Regions from separate parts of the Mus musculus genome. Here region 2 is linked to region 1. The links are chromatin loops, found by intact Hi-C in ENCODE. Cell type or tissue: left cerebral cortex. All regions are shown on one strand. Region 1 overlaps Wdr63 (WD repeat domain 63). Region 2 overlaps 2410004B18Rik (RIKEN cDNA 2410004B18 gene).

Region 1 (8,000 bases):
ACTTTAAAATTTTTTAAGTAGACACTTCAGGGCTGAGGAGATAACTCTGTTGCCTGCTTTGCAACTGTGAGCACCGTCTTAGTTAGGGTTTGACTGCTACGAGTAGATACCGTGACCAAAGCGAGTCTTATAAGGAGAACATTTAATTGAGGCTGGCTTATAGGTTCAGAGGTTCAGTCCATTATCTTCAAGGCAGGTGGGAGCATGGCAGCATTCAGACAGGCATGGTGCAGGTGGAGCTGAGAGTTCTACATCTCCTTCCTTCCTTTCTTTCTTTCTTTCTTTCTTTCTTTCCTTCTTTCTTTCTTTCTTTCTTTCTTTCTTTCTTTCTTTCTTTCTTTCTTTCGAGAAAGGGTTTCTCTGTGTAGCCCTGGCTGTCCTGGAACTCACTCTGTAGACCAGGCTGGTCTTGAACTCAGAAATCCACCTGCCTCTGCCTCCCAAGTGCTGGGGTTACAGGCGTGCACCACCACTGCCCGGCCGAGAGTTCTACATCTTTGAATCTGAAGGCTGCTAGTGGAAGACTGACTTCCAGGAAGCCAGGGTCTTAAGCCCACGCCCACAGTGACACACCTACTCCAACAAAGCCACACCTTCAAATAGTGCCACTCCTTGTGCCAAGCAAATTCAAACCATGACAGCATCTGAGTTTGATGGCCAAAAGTCAAGTCAAAAAGTAGTGTGTACACATAGGGCAGCGGTGGCAGGAGTGAGGGATAGAAAGACTGAATAGAAATTTCCCCCAAAAAATGTCAGAAGCATAAAATACTAATCAAAGCATCAATTGTATCTCTGTCGTCCAAGACCATTGTTTTAAGTGGTTCTATTTGCGTGCTGGATAGTTTTATGTCAACTTGGCACAAGCTAGAGTCATCAGAGAGGAGGGAGCCTCAGCTGAGAGAATTCTTCCATGAGATCCAGCTGAAGGGCATTTTCTTAATTAGTGGTTGATGTGGGAGGACTATGATGTAGAAGTGTAAGCCAAATAAACCCTTTCCTCCCCAACTTGCCTTTGGTCAAGCACCGTGTTTCATCACAGCAATAGAAACCCTAGTTGTGATATATTTATAATGAGACAGCAATCTGAGGGACACTGTGGTGTGGAGGTTAAGAGTATGTCCACTGTTCCCCAAGCTCCCACATCAGTGACCCGACCTTATAAAGTGAGGGTGAAAAAAAAAAATGACCGTAATAATGTGTGACCAAGGTTAAGTTCACAGAAAAGCTGAGGCAGAAATATCTTAAATTCAAAGCCAGTGTCTGTAGGCAAATAGGGAAATACTGCCTCAGCAAAAAAAAAATTAAAAATAGTAAAAAAAATACTCACTGAACTTAAAATGCACATGAAATTCTTCACACTGCCTGGGATAATGAGCAGCTCAGTCAGTAAACAGGTTCTCCAGAGCAGGAGTGAGGATTAAGAAGAAAAAAGACAATTAGACAACATTGTAGCATGACCCCGGCCAGTTCTGAGACTGAGGCAGGTTTATTTTTTTCCCAGTCTGCTTTTATACCATTTTAATTACATGCAAGTATTAAGGGCAGGCAGTACAATGAGGAACAATCAAGGCAATTAGCAAAGTCCTGGGATTGCTCTCATGACAGTTGTTTCCAAGAGCTTGTCAGAATGACCAAAATACCTGAGCCCACTTTCTTGTCCAAGCCCAAAATCAGATTCTTGCCTGAAGCCTGCTTCTTTTGTTCCACCCTAGGATTAAGATTCCCACCTGAATTTACTTTCCTGTTCTAGCCTAAAATTAGATTCTTGCCTGAACTTATCATGCCCTAATGTCAGATTCCTGCCTGAACTTAATTCTTTGTCATGGCCTAATATCGGATTCCTGCCTACCGGCCCCTCAAAGGATCTCTACAGCATAAACACCTGTGTGATTTATAATTATTATTATTATTTAAAACACACATGTTGGACTTCCCCGGCTCAGCATGAGAAGTGCTTGCTCTGCAAGCCTGACATCCCCAGAGCCCACATCACGGTGGAAGGATGGAAGGAGAGAAGCGACTCTAAATGTTGTCCTTTGAGATAGCACAACCACACATACAGCACCCCTCCCCCACTTCGTGCATGTACACACATATACAATGATGATAATAATGTTCTCAATGAATGCAAGAAAGATGTAAAAGTGTAATTAAACAAAATGGAGAGTGTTATAGGTAAACACACCCCATGCTTTGGTCAAGATTTTGCAATGAAGGGACCAAACAATAACAATAACAAGACCTGGTGATGTTTCAGTCTGTGTTGATGCTAATTTACTAAAATAAGACAAACACCATCTGTGGGGACTTAATGATGATATGATTTTTTATTATTAATATTTTTATTGAACCTTATAGCCAGCCACCTTGTGAGGTAGACTTTATTATCCCCAGGGGGAAAAAAAAAAGAAGTAAACAGAAACTAAGGAGATCTGTGGTTTGCCCAGGACCATTCAGCTAAAAGCAGAGACTGTTTTCAAATCCTGGGGCATAGATTCATAAAACCACACATCTCATACTGTAGCCCAGGCTGGCCTCGGGTGCATGACAATCCTCCTGCTTCAGCCTCCCAAGTGCTCTCATTGTAAGTCTGGCCATTCTACACGACTCTGAAATCACACTTTTGGCCATTTAATAAAATGAGTCTATGGTGGGCATTGTCAGGCAGATGTCCTTGTCCAGCGTTAACATCCTGTCAAAGCACCCTGGGGTTTCACAAATAAGATCTTAATGGTTACATAATCACACGCTAAGAGCTGTATGACTCAAATTATATTCATTTAAAAATTATGTCCAGACATGCATGTTGTTGACCCACATGTTAAGATTACATTCAGATGTGTGTGCTGTGGGCTGGACTCATCCCAAGGACTTTAGGTGCACCTGTGCACACCTGTGAGGAGACAGACAAGCTAGCACCAAGCACGGCAGAGATCTGGATCCCCGTGAAACAGAGGCGCTGATGATGCTACCCAGCCAACAGCTTCGTAGAAACAGAATCGTACCAATCACGCTGTTGTTCTGTTAAAACCTTTAGTCACGGTACACGAATTCCTGTTGAAATTAGATTGTTAGCCAGGTAGTGGTGGCACATGCCTTTAATCCCAGCACTCTGGAGGCAGAGGCAGGCGGATTTCTGAGTTCGAGGCCAGCCTGGTCTACAGAGTGAGTTCCAGGACAGCCAGGGCTACACAGAGAAACCCTGTCTCAAAAAGGAAAAAAAAGAAAATGAATTGTTGATCTAGTCCAGGCCCAAACCTAGGAAATAGTATGTTCACTAAATAGGAATGCTTCATACCTGATAACAAAACCAAGGATTTACCAATGATTTCTCTTTGTGCAGCCTACATCAGAGCCATGGCACCCAAGCCACCGAAGAGCCCCAAGGGCCAGAAAAAGGGCAAAAAGAATATGAAGCAACAGTTACTTGGTAGGATTGGTGGTGGTGGTGGTTGCTGTTGTCGCTGTTGCTGTTGTTTCTGCTGTTGTTGTGTATTATATAATGTGTACTGTGGCTTGACCTATCTATCAAGTAAAATGAAACACTTTTGCTTCTATGAAGTCAGCAGCCCCAGTATTAAATGTTCAGAGGCTAGCCTTTCCCCCACATGCTTCACTACATAGACTAGTGAAATGCCACGGCACCTACGTCACCGAAGGTGACTCTGTGAGAGACCGTTCCCTGCTTTGTCTGTAGCTGGTCACATGGTACTTGAGTTCTCCAGTCCACTTCTCTACTTGTATGCGGATGTTCTGATGTTTTGCAATTTTATAACCAAGTGAGACAACGTGATCCAAAAGGTGAAGCTGATGTTTCTTTGTGTTTTAGTTCCTGAGGAAGAGGAGCCCATGAACATGGAGAGCATGGGTAAGTGGGAACAACGAGGTTGTTACCTAGAGTCTCACTATGCAGCTCAGATAAACCCCCAAACTATGGCTCTGCTTGCCTCCACCTCTCCCGAGGGTTTAGATCGCATCCCCACACTTGGCCTGGAATTTTTAAAGTAAAGAATAAAAAGAAAAACTGAAGGCAGAACTTAAACTGAGAAATAGATTTAGACAACACAGTCCTTTTTAAAAAAAAAAATCTACTGAGAGCACTAATGGTTGGCAATATGGCTTGTAGATACAATATGGTTGTAGACAAGCCTGGCAACCCGAGTTTGATCCCCAGAAGCCACCAAAACGTGAAGGGGAGGCTGGAGAGATGACTCAGGGTTTAAGAGCACCAGCTGCTCGTCTAAAAGTCCTGGGTTTGATTCCCAGCATCCCCATGGTGGCTCACGTCCATCTGTACTGCCAGTTGCAGAGGGATCTGATGCCCTCTGCTGGCCTCTGAGGGCACCACATGCCCGTGGTACAGTGTGCTGTACATGCAGTCAAGACACCTGAACACATACAATAAAAATAATCTTTAAAAATATTAAAAGTTGTAAAATAACATGGACGGAAAGAACCAACTTCACAGTTGTTCTCTGACCTCCAAAGCTTGCTGTGTACACATACCCACCACCTACGTGCATCATACACTGCTGTGTACGCATACCTACACACATGCATCACACACTGCTGTGTACGCATACCTACATACATGCATCACATACTGCTGTGTACGCATACCTACATACATGCATCACACACTGCTGTGCACCCACAGCTACACACATACATCACACACTGCTGTGCACCCACACCCACACACATATATCACACACTGCTGTGTATGCATACATACATACATACATACATACATACATACATATATACATCATACACTGCTGTGCATTCACACCCACACACATGCATCATACACTGCTGTGCATTAATACACACACATGCATCACACACTGCTGAGCATTCACACCCACACACATACATCACACACTGCTGAGCATTCACAGCCACACACATGCATCACACACTGCTGAGCATTCACAGCCACACACATACATCACACACTGCTGTGCATTCACAGCCACACACATGCATCACACACTGCTGAGCATTCACACACACACACATGCATCACACACAGCTGTGCATTCACAGCCACACACATGCATCACACACTGCTGAGCATTCACACCCACACACATGCATCACACACTGCTGAGCATTCACAGCCACACACATACATCACACACTGCTGTGCACCCACACCCACACACATGCATCACACACTGCTGTGCATTTATACACACACACATACATCACACACTGCTGTGCATTCACAGCCACACACATGCATCACACACTGCTGAGCATTCACAGCCACACACATACATCACACACTGCTGTGCACCCACACCCACACACATGCATCACACACTGCTGAGCATTCACAGCCACACACATACATCACACACTGCTGAGCATTCACACCCACACACATGCATCACACACTGCTGAGCATTCACAGCCACACACATACATCACACACTGCTGTGCATTCACAGCCACACACATGCATCACACACTGGTGAGCATTCACAGCCACACACATGCATCACACACTGCTGTGCATTTATACACACACACATGCATCACACACTGCTGTGCATTCACACACAAACATCACACACATACCCAGTAATAATTTCTACCCTATCATGAGAGTATTGAAAGATCTTTTGTTGGATGCCTGCAAATCATGGCTTCCATCAGAATAGCATCTTTCAAACTGTAGCTCAAAGGCAGTGGTCATCTGCTCCCAGTTCGTTTCCATTGAGCTCGTGGCCAACAGCCCTGTAGCTGACACCTGAGTGAAGCCCCAGCCTCCTCCTCTGTCCCTGGACCTTCCTCAACCTCTTGGAAGCAGACTACATGTCACTAAGCTCTAGACTCAAGTGACTCTCATTGCTGATGTCCACAGCACATGGCTTAAAAACTAAAGAGCAGCCCTTCTTACTCAGTTTTACCACAGACCCTATGGGTTGGCAGCATCCTTAGGCCTTGCCCCGTTCAGTCTGTTATGCTGGACCACGAAGGCCCTGGACCAGAGAGGATGCTTAACCTATCAGCTGCCTCTTGTTCACAGTGAGCACCACTTGCCTACCCCAGCTACAAAGAGCCTACAATGTTTACTCACTTCTACATAAGGGGATGTTAAGTCCTATTTTTATATTGCATTTAAAAATGTCCAATTAGTGAAAATGGACCATTGTTATGAAAAATACCAAGCCAGTAGAATCAGAAACGTGTGTCTGGTGGGAGCAGGAAACACGAAACACAACCTTGAGTCAGGGGATCACCTCAAATTCCAGGGCAATCTGGTTTACAGAGAGAATTCTAGGCCAGCCTGGAATTTCACAGTTTGAGAGCCTGCCTGTTCCAGATTGTATTTGTGTTGTCATGATAAAATAACCAGGCACAAAAAGCAACACAGGGGGGGTGGGGTTTATTTGGCTCACACTTCCAGACTAGTCCTTCAGTGAAGGGGAAGTAAGGACAGGGATGTCAAACAGCTACTTCCCCCACACCCACAGCTGCTGGCATTACAAGGGTGTCCCACATGCCCACCTTTTGTATGGGTGCTATAGATAGAACTCAGGCCTCAGGTTTGCAAGGCAAGAGAGTGATTGACTGAGCCATCTTTGCAGCCTGTGGTGCAAATGTTATAACAAATGTACTTACTTGAAACATAAGAACAATAAATTTAGAGTCCCAATTTTCTTTGACCAGCAAGGAAGTACCAGGTACCAGGTGCCAGGGAGCCCCGTTGTGATGGAATTTGCCTAGAGAGGACCAAGGAATGAAAAGTGGGCTAGCTGCCTGGGGAATCACCAGGCAGAGACAGAAACGCTGACTTGCCAGCATCTGTGCTGAGTGTCCAATTGCTCCCGGTTTTCTTGCTTGAAGTTTTAGAGAGCTGTTCTTGTAGTATAGGCATGGTGCCCTCCCTAGGCACTGGCATCAAGAGCCAACCCAGGGCATCTTCACAAAGCCTTCCAGATAAAAAGTTCTGAGAGGAGAAAGCAGAGAGACAGCAGGCAATGCAGAAAGGGCTGTCACTCTGAAGTGAGGTGAACCATGGCGGTCGGTGGTACCACGGCACAATTGTGGGGGTACTGAGAAGCCAGCAGAAAGCCAATACCGTGGAGCTTTGATGGAACCATGGGAGCAGAGGGATAAAGGCCTCCTGGGACCATCTTCTGAGAAGCTGCGCTGTGGCTGGAAGGATGCTTGGGCTGTCTCTTCCTACAGAAGGAGACACAACTTCTAAGACTTCTTAGATGTGGTAGTGCCATTTTTTTTTAACTCAAATCCTTCTAGGAAGTTCTCACAGGGTGCTGGGCAGGAAAAAACATCTCAAGGAAAGAAACCACCTCAGCCCACCTTGAGAGCCCCAGGTGGGGCTGGAGATGGAAGCTCCCACACCCTTACTTGGCCTAGAGCAGCATCTCTAAAGGCTCCAAAGACAAGGGACTGAGGCCCCGAGCCATCCTGGAGCCCTCCCAGCGCCTTGGGGTTATGCTTCAGTCATTGAAGTCTTGCTTCTGGGGAATGTGCAACCCCAGCAGGGCCCTCCGGCACATGGGCGGCACAGCAGCCCCCATGCCCCAAAATTCTTAGTTGTCTTCAACAAGACCAAAAATCACCACAGAGAATGGTCTCTCATTGGTCAGAGAGAAAGAGGGGGGAGGGAGAGGAGGGAGAGGGAGGGGAGGGGAGATGGTGGAGGAGAGGGAGGGGGACCATTCTATGGAACGGAGGGTGCCACCCACATTCTGGATGGATCTTTGCTCTTCAATGAGATCTCTTCGAAGACACTCTCACAGACAGACAGACATGCCCAAAGGCGTGTACGCTGGGTGATTCCAAACCCGGTCAAGTCAGCATTGAAGATTCGTCACCATGCCACCCTCTGAGGCAGGGAGCTGCCTGCCTCTCTTTGCACGTGTGGCAGTGGCGTGGAGGGCGGTCCTCCCTGAGATGCCCCTGCGTCCTGCGGCTTCGCCGTGCTCAGGATCTTTCTCAATGAACCTTTTCTAAAACTTTTT
Region 2 (8,000 bases), 160 kb after region 1:
ACACACCACACACACACACACACACACACACACACACACACACACACACACACACGTACAGACAGACAGACATACACTACATGCCTACATTATCTGTCTGTGGTAGGGGTTGAACCCAGGTCCCTGTAGACCTTGCACACAGCAAACAAGCACCACTGAGCCACGCCCCTAGTGAGCCACACCCCTAGCCCTTGAAACCTAGTTTTGTATGAAGGATACAGGCTTACACTTGCTGCTTTACTTTAAGACTCTAAAGATCTTTCATTTTCTTTATCTATTTTCCAAGAGATATGGAAATGTGTATGTGGCCCTGGCTGTCCTGGAACTTGCTTTGTAGACCAGGTTGGCCCTCAAACTCAGAGATCAGCCTGCCTCTGGGATTAAAGGTGCACACAGTGGGTGGAGAGACAGCTCAGTGGTTAGAGGTCCCTGAGTCCAGTTCCCAGCAACCGCATGGTGGCTCACACCCATCTGTAATGGGACCTGATGCCCTCTTCTGGTGTGTCTGAAGAGAGCGACAGTGGACTCACATACATAAAATAAATGTTAAAAAAAAAAAGGTACACACATGCCACTAACACTTGGGTGGCTTTAAAGATCTTTAAAACGTTAAGTCTGAGATTGAAATGTATATTAATTTCCCTAAGACATTTGTCTGGTCCATCTGAATCATGTTTCTGGTACTTTAGAGGTCAATTTTGGATGTTAATTCTCTAGATGTATGCATTCTGCATACCCAAGGGTAAGACATTCTTTGAACCAAATACACACGAAGAAACTAATTACAGGAGACTGCTGGCATTCATTCCTCGGTGTTTTTATTGGCCCTGGATCGACAATGCCTGAGTCTCCCTTGAGTAAATGTATTTTTACCTTTTATTTTGAAATCTTTAAAACTTTTAAATGTTGCTCGTTGTGGGGGCACATGCCTTTAATCCCAGCACTTGGGAGGCAGAGGCAGGCGGATTTCTGAGTTGTAGCCTGGTCTACAAAGTGAGTTCCAGGACAGCCAGGGCTATACAGAGAAACCCTGTCTTAAAAAACAAACAAAAAAAAGAGCTGTGTGAGAACTGTGTCCAGACTTAAGAGATGGCCCAGCTGGGGCAGAGATGAGAGAAGGGAGATGGCGTGGCTTTGACACACTGTGTGGGGACCTGGAAAGCATCCCCCATACCAGCAGCGTGTCTGCATGGTGAGAAGAGTAAGAGGACAGTGTGTGCCGGCCTCAGCAAAGCTGAAGAGACCAGAAAGAATAGAGGTCCCAGAGTAAAAGGAGGTTCATTTTGCTTTGCTTGCTATATTCAAAGCATTAACATAGGGACGGATAGAGGAAAGCCCTAGGTGCCAGAGGACAGATGTATAGTTTAGTATGGCTTTCGCCTAGCATGGACATGGTTTTAGGCTTCACCCCAGACCCCCAAATAAACAAGATGCTAAGTTAAATTAGAATTTCAGATGGTTTTTAATGTGTCTCTTATATCACATATACTCAGACAGACTCAAATTTAACTGGTTACCTTATGTTCTTTTCTGAATTTGCTCATCTTTCACAGAGGAGCCTCATCTTCAGTCTACCTAATGAAGAAATGAATACTTATACTCACACTATAAGGCATTTATCAGTGCAGCTGCAGAATCAGAGTAGGAGACCTCCCTAATACAAGTGCACATGGCAGAGATGATAATGTTCTTGGCAAACGACTGAAGTCTGACGAGTGACAGGTGGCTTCATCTGACTGGAGTCAGTCCTGCGTGACCGCTCCTCTTCACTCACTGCTGTGTACCCCTCTGCCCAGTTCCTCAAGCTCTCACCACAAACCTGAGGACGCTCACGTCTGCTTTCCTCCCAGGACTGTAGGAGAGAAGTATGCACAAGGCACCCGAGCATGGGAGGCTCTCCCTACATGCTAATCCCCACTGTGAATCAAAACGTCACAGGGCAAGCAGGCTGCCTGTCACAAATACTTATGTTAGTGGCATTCAGTAATAACAAGGTTGGATTAAGTAATTTTATTTCCATGATCATCTATTTACACTGTACAGATACTAATGAAAAGCACCCACAAGTTCACAGTACAATACAATATATTTACTTTAAAAATATATTCCTTTATAAAAGGTTCATAGAACATTGGCATGTCCATGTGACAAACTCTCAAAGCCTGTCACCAATTTTGTGATAACCAGAATGCTTCCAAGTACTGTCAGTTCACAATCACAGGTCACCATTAGAGTTGTAAATACGTACAGGTTTTAAATAAAAAAAGTGAATTCTACAGTGGAAAGTCTTGAGGCGACACTCATTAGTTCGTTAACATAAATACGTTCATGGAGATGTCTGTCATAGTAACGCACAAAAGCAAACACTCCACTCAACGACACATCTCAGGAGTCACAATTCTCTACTTCTTCTTCTTGGCTGCTTCTCCTGGCTCCACTCTGCGAATCTTAGATGCCCGCTCATCTTTGTCATCATCTTGAAGAGGGAAAGAAGAGAGCTTTCTTAGTTCTCTAAAAATCAACACAAAACACACATTCAGCTTTATGCCGAAACAGTTACTCACTGGACGTTTAAAGGCATACTAATAAAAACTAAATACTAATTTTTAGAACACGGATATTAAATTACATATAAAATGGTTTAATTGTAGCAATATAATATTTGCAAACTGACCTTTTAGAGGCAAGTTAATAATGTCGTCGCATAAGATATTTTGGTGAAAATCAGCTTTTTCTGAAACACTCACTCCGCAAACTCTCCAGCACAAACAGTACATCCATTTAGATACAGTCCATACTTCACAGCATAGAGCACTGCTCCTTCTACAAAGCATGCATCTTCTAGCCGTGCCGAGTAACCACCAGCGTGACTTGTCCTCTCAGATTTCACCTCCAGTCTTATGATTATTAACCCACCACACAAGTGGAGGTTCAGACAACCTCGCAGGTGTCTGCTCTAATTCTGGACCAGTCCTCCTAGGAGGTCAGAACATCCTAATGGCAACAGAATAAGCAGGCTCCACCTTCAAGTTAAGGGAAAGTTGGATGAAGGAAGACTACTGAACTATACAGTAAACAGCACCCACTGCCCCACACAGTCATTGTCTGCGGACACAGAAAATTTCCATTAATAAAAATGTCAATTCTGACAAAGCAGACCTTTTCATCCTATTAAAAACAAAAACCCAAGCACTTTATTTAAGTGGTTCAGTAAACACAGGCAGCTGCAGCGGATTAGCTGCTAATTCCCATCTCCCTTAATGAATGTGTGCTGTAAAGAATCCCAGCCAAAGCTGGGTGGTGGTATGTCTCAAATCCAGGAGGATGAGACAGGAGAACTGCTATCAGCTTGGGGCCAGCCTGGGCTTTATAGCAACTGCATCCCACCTCAGAAGAACTCTATATACATAAACATAACTTCTGACTTCCCTACTTCCACAGAGCAGGGACTAAATCCACCCTAGCCTATGCCTTTCAGACAACCGCTCTATACTAAACACCCTTAGCTGTCTTTGACTTTATCCCCCATCCCCTTCCTTCCTATGTCACGCAGACTTGCCTGATTTTATAATCTCCCTGCCTCGAGCCTTCTAGGTACTAAGTTGACAGACATGAGCCTCCATGTTGGCTTAAGTTTACTTTTTGATGAACATGATACCCAAAGCCCAACAGGTATAATATGGTGACATATAAACGATTTTGATTTTAAGATGCCTTCATATTTAAAATTGCTAAGGTTAACCTAACTGCTAAGGTTAAAGCACAAATTCTGTGAAGAAAATCTGTAACTTAGGCTGGATATGAATGTCTGACACCCCTGCTTCCACTTCCTAAGTTTAGGGATATTGGTGTAAAGCCACTATACCCATTAAAACAATTAGCTAGAGCTTAATTATCAAGTTAACCTTGAAATTATTTTCAGAAACAGTAGTATGAAAAGTTGAAAGCATTTTTGAAGACTTCCATGAAACACATTAACACACATTAGTAAGGGGCATTTCTGCTTTTATTCTGACACTACAGGTAAGTCTACAGATAAAACTGAAACCACATACTACAATTGAGAAAGTGAGTTCCCATGACTGAAGCACGAGGGCTCACACCCTCTAGTGGCACAGTTAGGAACTGCCTTAAACACCAGGGCAGGACAGACAGCTATTGGTTAATAAAGCTATGGCCACCCGAGTTTTACTTATCAACACTTCACAGTTGCTAAAGAAGAAGCACTGTTAGGCAGCGAGGGACAAGGCTTGATTTAACCTCCTCTATATTCTGAACATAAGTAGCAAAAATGACCAGAGGAAGAAGACTATGGGAAGGTAAAATAAAAGCCAGGTAGCTTAATAATTACTTACAAACTATAGGTTAAAAAATGTCAGGGGTTGGAGAGATGGCTCTAGATCAGAATTTGAATTCTCACAGCCTTTGCAAAAAGCCTGATCAGTTAACTCATGTCTGTCATCTCAAAGCTCACATGGCAAGGTGGGAGGCAGAGACAGAATTCCCAGCTCTAAAGCCAGCCTGACATGGCATACATACATGAATGGCAGAGAAAAAGTCAAACAAGGTAGAAGATAAGGCTGACACCCAGGGTGGTCCTCTGGTCTCCACGTTCACATGTGTACAAAGAGGAAATGTCAGGCAAATTAATATTTTCAGCAACTTCCTATGGCACGGGAGTGTGCACTGGCTGAGGATGTGGCTGAGTAGGTCGAGTGTTCGCCTAGCACACAGAAAACCCTAGGTTCAACATCTAGGAGCACAGAATAGAGGGTGGTACAGACGTGTGATCTCAGTTTGAGAGGCAGGGGCAAGAGGATCGGAAGTTCACGGCCATCTGGCTACATAGTGTCAGACCCAATTTCAAAAAAGGAGGGGGGCTATTTATTACAAGAGTTATATTCAGTAACCAACACACAAGTCCAAATTAACAATTTAATATTTATCTATTTTTAATGTGCGTGCCACCCCTGAAACCCCACTTACTTCCTGAGACAAGGTTTCTCTTCTGTCTGGCATTTACCAATTGTTAGACAGGCTGGCCTTCAGGCCCCAAAGGTTCTCCTGCCTCTGCCTCCCTGGGATCAGGATGATAAGCAGGCATCACTACATCAGCATTTGTAGGTAGATCCTGGGATCAAACCCAGGTCCTCAGGCGTGTGAGGACAGCCCTGTAAGACTGTGCTACATCCTCAGCCTCACTCAGGTGACTTTTGAGTCATGCCATGTGGCTTTAAACCAGAAAAAAACGAGTTCTTTTTGTCCTTTTCCACTGCTAACATTCACTTTTCAACCAAAAGGATAGAACTCGCTATGGTAATATGGGTGCTTTTGCCATTTATTTGAATTTCTGATAATTGAACCCAAAAATTAAAAACAGAGGATTCTTGCTTCCTTGGTCTTTATCCTCAAGGGACAGAGATGTAAGAGCACTAGACTGCGACAACCCGGATGTCAACTCTGGTCCCGGAGAAGAATGGTTAGTTCTTAACCAGTGAAACAGGGAGGAAGCAACCTCAGCTTAACAAGACACAAATCCTATTTCAAGGTTGAACTTAAGTCTTAATTTGTCAGTTCCTAATGGTGTGCACGTAGGCAAATTCCTTCATGTCAGACTGTATTCTAATCTGCAAGACTGATAAGCAACTATGAGTAACTATTGTGTCAGTTTGCTAAGAATATTAAAAGTATTTACTGTGACCTTGGGTAAGTCTTAAGCTTTCATTTTTATATTTACCTGTTCTAGTTTTGTAGGACTCTATAAGGATTACTTTATTCAAAAATATCTTTTAATCAAAGTACCATATAATAATGTATTAAAATTCACACTTTATTAAAGATCTTAAAAAAAAAAACCAGCCCAAACCTGGACATAGTATATACCTATAATCCCAGTGCCAGGGAGGTAAAGGCAGGGGAACAGGGGTTCAAGGTCATCTTCAGCTATGTCAGATGCTGCCTTGCCAAACAGATCAAAAGAGTGCGTGTAGACTCCTGCCAGTAGCAGCCCTTCTCTTAAACATCTCTCTCTATGGTTGGCCCTTGTATTGGAAGATCAGAAATTTGTTTAACAAAAAAGCAAACGGCTTTCAGAACGACAGTCTAAAACGCTGAGCTCAGTCTAACAGCCAGCCTCTGAGTGCTCACAATGTACTAGAGTAACCTAGGCCACACACAGGACCAGATCAGAGCTTGCTGCCTGACAAACTGTATTGCAGAAGGCCTTGTGAAAAGCAGCCACACACAACTAAGTTAGCAGCACTAGCACATCCCAGGTAAAGGAGAGGAAATACTAGAAAAATTTCCACTTTGGTTTCTGTAAGATGAATGGCTTTACCAGCCAAGAGTTTAAAGCATTCGGTCCAGACTATTGGCAATACCCACCAAAGCAAGAACCCATCCCAGTGTGGTCCACCCAGGTCTGAGTTTCAAGATAAAAATGCTGGGATGGAGCCCCAAAATGACGGTGGTGAGGGGGACCGAACGGGTCACACAACTCTCCAGCTCTCTTCAGTTTGTAGAGGTTCGGGGGCAAGCCAGTTACACAATCAGATATCAACTGTAGAAGCTCACTACTAGCTACAGTTGGAGACAGAGATTTGCAGGAAGAGATTACTGCAGCAGTCTAGGCACGACAGAAACGAGATTACCAACAAGGCAAGGAAATCAAACCACTCCAGGCCTGCTCCTACACAGCTGCTTCACGCTGCAACCCTGATTAGCTGAAGCACTGCTGTCTCAACAGAAGCGAAGCCTTCAGTGGGTCACAAATGCAGGACAAGGACCCGCGAGCGAGTTCACACCCGCCGCTCTAATAAGGCATCATACCCAGAGACCTCTGAGACTACTTTCAGGCAGAATCCTTACAAACGGAGCGGAAACGTGGGTTGCTGGCACACACCTTCAGTCCTAGCACTGAGATACTGAGGCACAGACAGGCTGGGCTGGCCTCACTCAAGAGACTGGTCTACATAATGAGTTCCGAGAACATTCAGGTTACATAGACCTTGTCTCCCCCCAAAACAAAACAAAAAACCCGAACGATCGAAAGACCGTTAGCATCCAAAGACAATTTCTGGGCAAGCCTTCCAACTCACTAGGCTGTAAACCTTGTCCGGAAGGATTTTCTTCTTTCTGAGTGCTGAAATCTTAAACAACAACACTCCTCTCTCTTACCTGATTCCACTGTCTCCTCCCCTTCAGGCAGAAGCCTGGCTTTCTTGGCGTTCTGTGGGGCATCGTCTCCATTGTCTTCATAGATATTCGACCATTTGATCGCCATGTCCAGCTCTGGCGGCGGCGGCTTCTTCTCAGTAGTGTAGGTCTCTGGGGGCGGCACGCAGTTGGACTTCCAGATCTTGAACTCCTTTGGAGGCTGTCGAGTAAGCACATTAAGAAACCCTGTGACGAACCGAGGTTCCCGCGATGGATACGAGCGCATGCACCTCCCTGCTCATCATTCTGGCTGACTTTCCTCTTTCTTTCTTTTTTAAAATCCTTTAGGCTTAAAAGACACTTTTTTTTTTCCATCAACATCACAACACTGTTAGGTGAAAAAGTCAAAGGGTTCCCTGGATAAATAAAGCTAATAACTTTTAGTTACCAAAGGAGGATGCAGTCCCAGATACTACGGCCAGGCTGACCCCTTCAGGAGGCTGCAGCAGAGACGCTGTCTTGGAGGCAGCAGCGCAGGCACTTCGGCGTCAAAGGGAAGGGGTCTCGGGGAGAAGCTGCAGCGGGGGGCGGGGAGTCACCACCGTTAGTCGTCGCCCGGCTGGGACCCCCGAGCGCGGAGGGGCGGGCCCGGGCTGACACCCCCCGGGCTCCCGGGGCCGTGGGGACGCGCGGCGCGGCGCGGGCTGAGTGCGAGCCGGGGGTGGGCGAGCGGGCGGAGGGGCAAGCGGGCGTCGGGCCCCGGGGCGGCCGCGGGGCCGGGGATCTCACCTCCTCCGGCGCTTTCACCACATGCCGCTCCCAGTCGATCTGCTTGTTGAGCGGGT

Evidence for each region. A loop is a pair of places that touch in the nucleus more often than their neighbours do. Peaks named below come from ENCODE experiments on the same cell type or tissue, not always from the same donor. Only the 100,000 strongest peaks of a DNase experiment are listed, where the experiment ranks them.
Region 2: it touches region 1 in a loop (2.6-fold over the local background); 3 of 42 quality-filtered maps call a loop at or near these places.

What each region holds. Positions count from the first base shown.
Region 1 is chr3:146,098,563-146,106,562 of GRCm38, reverse strand. Wdr63 (WD repeat domain 63) reads left to right here. Exons shown (of 23, transcript NM_172864.3): 2 at 3,344-3,430; 3 at 3,830-3,868. The coding sequence starts at 3,358. It also overlaps a transcript of Mcoln3 not described here. Among named protein-coding and RNA genes, the nearest start is that of Wdr63, 5.5 kb to the left of the region's middle. In left cerebral cortex, a CTCF peak has its summit at 4,334 (motif pointing left); no DNase peak of the experiment used is centred here.
Region 2 is chr3:145,938,273-145,946,272 of GRCm38, reverse strand. 2410004B18Rik (RIKEN cDNA 2410004B18 gene) reads right to left here. Exons shown (of 3, transcript NM_025555.5): 1 at 7,945-8,000; 2 at 7,177-7,375; 3 at 1,444-2,476. The coding sequence ends at 2,403. Among named protein-coding and RNA genes, the nearest start is that of 2410004B18Rik, 4.3 kb to the right of the region's middle. In left cerebral cortex, CTCF peaks have their summits at 4,109 (motif pointing left) and 7,583; a DNase peak (open chromatin) is centred at 4,115; H3K4me3 peaks cover 1,172 bases; H3K27ac peaks cover 59 bases.